Linked DNA regions of Homo sapiens: region 2 is linked to region 1. Evidence: chromatin contacts called from ENCODE Hi-C or POLR2A ChIA-PET data. All regions are on one chromosome and are shown on one strand. Each heading gives the region's core, a stretch centred on a gene start or an enhancer-like site at or near the end of the contact. The rest is flanking DNA. Distances are from core to core; before and after follow the strand shown.

Evidence for each region. A loop is a pair of places that touch in the nucleus more often than their neighbours do. ChIA-PET counts read pairs that join two places held with the same protein, here RNA polymerase II (POLR2A). Pooled maps may share reads with other maps.
Region 2: a pooled map shows a loop between it and region 1 (2.3-fold over the local background). The contact joins two enhancer-like sites. A Hi-C loop is called at or near these places in 2 of 168 maps with a recorded cell type or tissue (B cell and heart right ventricle), 2 of 37 single-sample maps with no recorded cell type and 3 of 50 pooled maps. POLR2A ChIA-PET finds 5 or more read pairs at or near these places in 3 of 52 experiments (GM12878, H1 and T-cell).

Annotation. Positions count from the first base shown.
Region 1 is chr13:21,475,156-21,478,919 of GRCh38, forward strand. No RefSeq gene overlaps it. Among named protein-coding and RNA genes, the nearest start is that of ZDHHC20, 18 kb to the left of the region's middle. RefSeq lists a silencer at 2,153-2,202. Within about 2 kb of position 2,021, at least 11 of the 41 ENCODE cell types and tissues checked have a DNase peak (open chromatin) inside an H3K27ac peak, as active enhancers do.
Region 2 is chr13:21,363,753-21,367,333 of GRCh38, forward strand. It overlaps the pseudogene MIPEPP3. Among named protein-coding and RNA genes, the nearest start is that of LINC00539, 21 kb to the left of the region's middle. Within about 2 kb of position 1,884, at least 2 of the 41 ENCODE cell types and tissues checked have a DNase peak (open chromatin) inside an H3K27ac peak, as active enhancers do.

The DNA of each region.
Region 1 (3,764 bases), core at 771-3,270:
TCTGCATTTCTTGAAGTTTGTCCCTCACAAAGCTTCCTGGCTATTATTCTCTGATCAGTCCAGGTATATGTTGTTGATTGTATTTAGGCTACAGGAAAAGTCTGGGCTAAGAGGCTGCCACTGAAAACATTGATTAGTGTCACAAGTCACATGGGAGGCAAGTTGTGAAATGACCAGAAAAGCAGGTTTTTAGAAAACATTATGTAGCTGCACTATCTCTGTTTCTCTATTACTGTGATATCTCTCTTAGATTACTTTGGACTGAGAACTGATGAGTTCCTGGTAAACAAAATCAGACTAGGCATGCCGTCCTAGACATTGAGAGGGGCAGATGCCAAGCTCTTGAGTGTGCGTGTGTGGGGCAGGGGGCTGCATTTAGAACAGCCTTTGTAGTCAAGTACCCAGTCTATGCTAAGTCTCTGTGTGATATAGTTAGGTATTTCTCCTATGCATGATTATTTAATTAAAGACTGTCACTTTCCTTAGATTGGAAAGTTTTTAAAGGAAGGACTATTTCTATTTTGTTTATCACCGTGAGTCCAGCACATCTTCAGGCACATAATAGGCACTATATTATATTAACTGAATGAATGAATGACAAGTAACTTGGAGTTAGAAATGTCCATGCTTTTCCTACAGTTTTCTCAACCTCCCCATAACTTCAGTCACAGAAACAGTCTTGTATTATGGTGATTATATTCTCTAGTACTTATTAGAATAGTGCTATATTTACTTACACTATTAGGTAAGAAGACAGTTGTGGATTAGCCTAAGGACTGAGTTATATTGCAGAACACAGTTAAGGATAGATTGAATTGAGGTCTAAACAACTTTAAAGCATATGGGAAAGATACAGATTGTGGAGTTGGGGATATTTGGATTCAAATCCCAGCATTACCACTTATTAGCTATGCATTGTAGAAATTAACTAATCTCCCTGAGATTCAGTTTCTCCTCCTGTAAAATAGGAATAATAGTATCTTTCTCATAGCATTTATTGTAAGGATTAGGGGAAATTCTTTGTTTTGTTTGTTTGTTTGTTTGTTTGTTTTGCTACAGAGTCTCGCTCCATCGCCCAGGCTGGAGTGCAGTGGCACAAACTTGGCTCACCTCTGCCTCCTGGATGCAATCAATTCTCCTGTCTCACCTCCCAAGTAGCTGGGACTGCAGGTGCCCGCCACCATGCCGCCCATCTAATTTTTGTGTGTTTTTTTTTAGTAGAGACGGGGTTTCAACATATCAGTCAGGCTGGTCTCGAACTCCTGACCTCAGGTGATCCATCTGCCTCGGCCTCCCAAAGTGCTGGGGTTACAGGCGTGAGCCACCACACCTGGCAGGAAATTTTATATATATGTACACATAGGTCTAAATATAGCTCATGTAAGAAATACATATGTACTTACATGTGTATATATCTGCATTTTATATATAACACATATGTATATGGAAATATTCTAATATGTATATATGCATGTCTGCTATGCCTCTACCTCCTTATCTACCTGTGTTATAAATCTGCAGTTCCTGACACATGGTCATTGTATGAGTCAGGGTCCACATTAAGTATTTCAATAGATTATTATTATTATTTTTTTTTAGGACTGGGGAAGGGGAGCTTAACAGAAAAAAAATTAATAGAAGGAGCTGGTTAAACAGGTGCTAGAAGAGTGAAGAAGCAAAGAAGAAAGTAAATGCTGGAAGCAGCTACCACTCCCTGGTCCAGGGTACTAAGAGAAGAGGCTGGGGGATTAAAATCCAGAAACTGGAAAGAAAGGCCTGCCGTTCCCAAGAGGCGCCTGGTGCCAGTGCCTGGGCGGGTGGCGGGAGCGGGGAGAGGACACAATGTGGCTGGTTCCGGGAGTGCAAAACAAAAACAAAACAAAACATAAAAAAAACCACACACACACACAAAAAAAACCAGGAGACTGGTACTAACCGCTGCCAGGATGAAGGCTGAGTACAGACACAAATAACACTGACCGGACACAGAGAGGAACGAGCCCCTTTCCCTCCTCCCGGCTTGCAGGCTCCCTCTACTGCCCCCTATCGGCAGAGCCTAGCACGTCGCCAGCAAGCAAAGGGAAACGGGTTTTGCAGGGTCTGGGACCGGCCCCATCATGACAAAGCCAAGTATGTGTGCAAGCGAGGGGATGGAACGGAGAGACAATAGCTTAGTAACTTAATTTACTCATTCGCCATTTTAACAGCTGCCTAGAATTTCATTGTACAATTAGAGCACAATTTATCCATTTTCATGGTGCTAGATATTTATGTTGTTTCTGAATTTTTATTTGAAATGATGCTACTGTGAACATTCCTTTAATTCTTTTTGGATCATAAAATTTTGGGGAAGAGCTCGCATGACATTCTGCAAAGCATAAAGGAGTTATTAATATATTTTCACCCACTATTGAATGTTTAAATATTATATAAGTCTAGGTGTGGTAAGTACTATAAGCACACTGTTTTCTCCCATTTCATCCTCTTGGCAAGAGAACTCTCCTAGAAAGAAGACTAGCACCTAGCAGAATGCTTTGAATAGAGCAGGCTTCAATAAAGATTTGACATTGATGATACTGAAGAGATAACCTGGCTAGTAACAAGATGTTGCATAGAGATTCCAAACATTAATTTCCTTCCTTGCCGAATGTAAGCAAACACAAACAGCAAGTGCTAATGGTAAATGTGGTAAAGCACTAATTTCTCTGAGTTGGTCAATATTTAGCTGAGGCATGTCAGTTCAAAGCCTCCCACAATGTTTCTCCTTCATTAAGCAAGTCATCTCTGAGATATTCTGTAATTTTCTGTATATCTTCTTTATTATATGGTTAGTTTTTCTGTTAAAGATCATGTGTGGGCTGGGCATGGTGGCTCACGCCTGTAATCCCAGCACTTTGGGAGGCCAAGGCAGGCGGATCACGAGGTCAGGAGATCAAGACCATCCTGGCCAACATGGTGAAACCCCATCTCTACTAAAAATACAAAAAATTAGCTGGGTGTGGTGGCTAGTGCCTGTAATCCCAGCTACTCGGGAGGCTGAGGCAGGAGAATCTCTTGAACCCAGGAGGTGGAGGTTGCAGTGAGCTGAGATCGCGCCATTGCACTCCAGCCTGGGTGACAGAGCGAGAGACTCTGTCTCAAAAAAAAAAAAAAAAAAAGATCATGTGTGGGCCGGGTGCAGTGTCTCACCCTGTAATCCTAGCACTTTGGGAGGCCGAAGCGGGAGGATAGATTCAAGCCAGGAGTTCGAGACCAGCCTGGGCAAAATAGCAAGAACCCCGTCTCTACAGAATAGTTTTAAAAATTAGCTGGGTGTAGTGGTGCATGCCCCTAATCCCAGCTACTTGGGAGGATGAGGTGGAAGGATCGCTTGGGCCCAGGAGTTTGAGGAACCCTCAACTTCACTCCAGCCTGGGTGGAGCAAGGCCCTGCCAAAAAAAAAAAAAAAAAAAAAAAAAAGGCCGGGTGAGGTGGCTCACGCCTGTAATCCTAGCACTTTGGCAGGCCAAGGTGGGAGGATCACTTGAGGTCAGGAGTTCAAGACCAGCCTGGCCAACATGGTGAAACCCCATCTCTAATAAAAATACAAAAATTAGCTGGGCGTGGTGGCAGGTGCCTGTAATCCCATCTACTCAGGAGGCTAAGTCAGGAGAATCGCTTTAACTGGGAGGCAGAGGTTGCAGCGAACCTAGATGGTGCCACTGCACTCCAGCCTGGGTGACAGAGTGAGACTTTGTCTCAAAAAAAAAAAAAAAGAGAGAAAG
Region 2 (3,581 bases), core at 634-3,133, 110 kb before region 1:
TGAATCCTCTGATGGATCTGGACAAAAGAAATTAAAACCTTCTGAAAATAATTCACTATTCCAGGTGCCATTAAGAACATTCATGATTCATGGGAGGAGGTCAAATGCCAACATTAACAGGAGTTCGGAAGAAGTCGATTCCAACCCTGGATGCCTTCGAAAAGCTCAATTGAGACTTTGGTCAATTTACCATAGGAAGTCACTGCAGATGTGGTGGAAATAGCAAGAGAACTATAATTAAAAGTGGAGCCCAAAGATGTGACTGAATTGCTGCAATCTCATGATGAAGTTTAAATAGGTGAGAAGTTGCTTTATATGGATGGGCAAAGAAAGTGGTTTCTTGAGACGGAATCTACTCCTGGTGAAGATGCCATGAACATGTTGAAATGACAACAAAGGATTTAGAATGTTACGTCGACTCAGTTGATAAAGCAGTGGCAGGGCTTGAGAGGATGGACTCTAATTTGGAAAGAAATTCTACTGTGGGTGAAATGCTATCAAACAGCATCACGTGCTACAGAGACATCTTTCGCGAAAGGAAGAGTCAATTGCCAAGGCAAACTTCATTGTTGTCTTATTTTAAGAAATTGCCACAGCCGCCCCCACCTTTGGCAACCACTACCCTGATCAGTTAGCAGCCATCCACAGTGAAGCAAGACCCTCCACTAGCAAAAAGATTGATTCACTGAAGGCTCAGATGAAGTCTAAGACGTCACCACCCAGCACCTCCTTGTCCTCACCCTTAGCAGGCTGAGCCCCGAGGCTGCCTCTGAGGGAAACACAACACACTGGTGTGTCTGTGCTGCTGGCACCCCACATCAGACACACACACAGACAGCCCCATGGGAGGCACAGACCCGATGGGGAGGCCTGGTGGACAGCACAGGAGAACTCAGCCAGCCACGTTCGTTGAGCTCTTATTGCAACCCCAGCCCCAGGCTACGCCCTGAAAGGGTTTGAGAAGAGACAGAGGCGGATGATCCAGACTTAGCCTCCTGAAGAATGGATGAGCAAGTGCTTACCTGTGTTTTAAGGGTCCCCAGGATCTGTTTTAATTAAGGATGATAAGGCACACAGACACAAAAATGACTCTCATGAAGAAGAAGCTTATTCTGCTCATACATTCCTAGAAACAGGAGGCCCAGCACAGCACACGGGGCCTCATAGGAGACACTGGGCCAGTCAGGAACAGAGGGAGACGGAGGAACTGTGGGCTGGAGCCTTTTTATGGTTTCCACGGGAGGAGTGGGTGAGCGGAGCACACAGGCTTAGGATTGTCTAGTTTAATTTCAGGGCTCTGGGGCAGATGACTATCCCTAATGTCTGGCAATGGCCCTGGGGTGACTAAAGCAGGTGGATGGATAGTAGCCCTCGTGTGAGAGCCTGATAGGGAAGGTGGGGCAGTCCCCCCAGAGTCAGCAATGCCCCAGATGTCAAAGTATCATGAATGAATAGAGAAAAGTAAAGACATGGGTAGTTCAGTGCCTGAACACCCATCAGGGCAGAGGTCTGCCCTAGGCAGTGGATGTCCAAGAAAGCACAATAATGCTCACATATTTAAAACATAAGTCATATCCACGATAATACATTTTTGGGATGATAAACCAATGTTAACCTCATCCAAAACTTCCCTCACAGACATGTCCGGAATAATGTTTGACCCAATACGTGGGCACCCAGTGGCCCAGCCAAGATGACATGTTAAATTGTCCATCACACTATCTTAATGTTTCACAGTTTCCTGGAGCTTAAAACGTCAGATATTGACCTCAGTACCTCCCCCGTCTCTCAGCACAAAACCCTGCACACTCTGCCTTCTACAACACATCTCAGACCCATGCCCACCTCTCAGCCCCACCAGGCCTGGCTTGCTTTGGGTCTCATGACATCCTGAGTTCCAACCACTGCCTGTGTGGCCTCAGGCCAGCAGCATTTCCTCCCTGCACTTTTCCCCACATGACACCTTTCTGTCTCTCTGATGTCAGGCTCTTGCCTAAAATCTGTCTGCGGTCTCCTCTCAGGGTGAAATTTCCACTCATGAGCCTGTCACGGAGGCCTACCTAACAGAGCCCTGACCTGCCCCTCCAGGCCCATTTTATCTTCCGCCCCAGGAGCCACCTGCAGATCTGAACACCTCTGGCCTCTTTCTACCTCTGTGCTGCACCTTCCTTCCCCTCTGTCTGCCTCCTCCCTCGACTAACCCCAGACCCACTAAACACTCACAGCCATGTGAACTGAACTCACCACACACATATCTCATTTCTACGGTGTGTGTTTGAAAGTTCCCCCTTTGCCTTCCTTTGATACTCCAGTAGGTAGGAGGAGTATCTCATTACTGTTGGTAGCAGTGGTATTTTGGGACCCCCCAGTTGGCTTCCACTGACAACACTTCTGCTGGGCGGGGGAGGGGTGCCTCATTACTGCTCCCCATGTGGTCTCTAATGTCACCATGGGAGGTGTGAGGCCTCATTATCGCTGGATGGTGATAAAAATTCCCATTTTCCACGTAGTCTTCTCTGATACCACCTATGTGGTTTGAATGATGGTGGCCCCTCCAAAATTCGTGTTGAACCTTAATCCCCACTGTGGTAGTATTAAGCGGCGGGGCCTTTTGGAAAGTTATTAAGTCATGAGGACTCTTCCCTCATGAATGTATTAGGGCCCTTATAAAAAAGGTTTGCTGAAGTGGCTTTGTGCCTGTAATACTGCATCAATTTATGCCACCATAATCATACTCTGAGAAGGAATTAGTGAATAAACTTTCCCTACCTTGTTTACAAAGATAATATGTAGTTGTTGTAGCAAATTTAAACAAAAAAAGAAAGTAAAATTACCCTAATGTCTACCAACCAGAAAACACTACTGTTGATATTTTGGTATACATCCTCCCAGGTTTCCATATATACATAGTGATTGTTCATATATAGGGAATTACACTATTCATTCAGAAAGTATTGACCGCCTAGTATGTGTCTGGCACTGTTTTAGTCACTAGGAATGTAATGGTAAATGAGACAGTGTTAGCTGGGCGCAGTGGCTCACACCTGTAATCCCAGCACTTTGGTAGGCCAAGGCAGGCAGATCGCTTAAGCCCGGGAGTTCAAGGCCAGTGAGGGCAACATGGTGGAACCCCTTCTCTACAAAAAATACAAAAAATTATCTGGGCCTGATGGTGTGCACCTGTGGCCCCAGCTACTCAGGAGGCTGAGGTGGGAGGATTGCTTGAGCCTAGGAGGTGGAGGCTGCAGTGAGCTGTGATTGTGCTGCTGCACTCCAGCATGGGTGACAGAGTGAGACTCTGTCTCAAAAAAGAGTGTGTACACAGCCAGAGCCATATAAAATACAGGCACAGATCACTCTGCACCTGTCATCTAAAAAGACACATCTGGCTGGGCGCAGGGGCTCACCAGCACTTTGGGAGGCCCAGGTGGGCTGATCACCTGAGGTCAGGAGTTTGAGACCAGGCTGGCTAACATGGTGAGACCCTGTCTCTATTAAAAATACAAAAAATTAGCCGGGCATGGTGGTGCATGCCTGTAATCCCAGCTACACGGGAGGCTGATGCAGAAGAATTGCTTGAA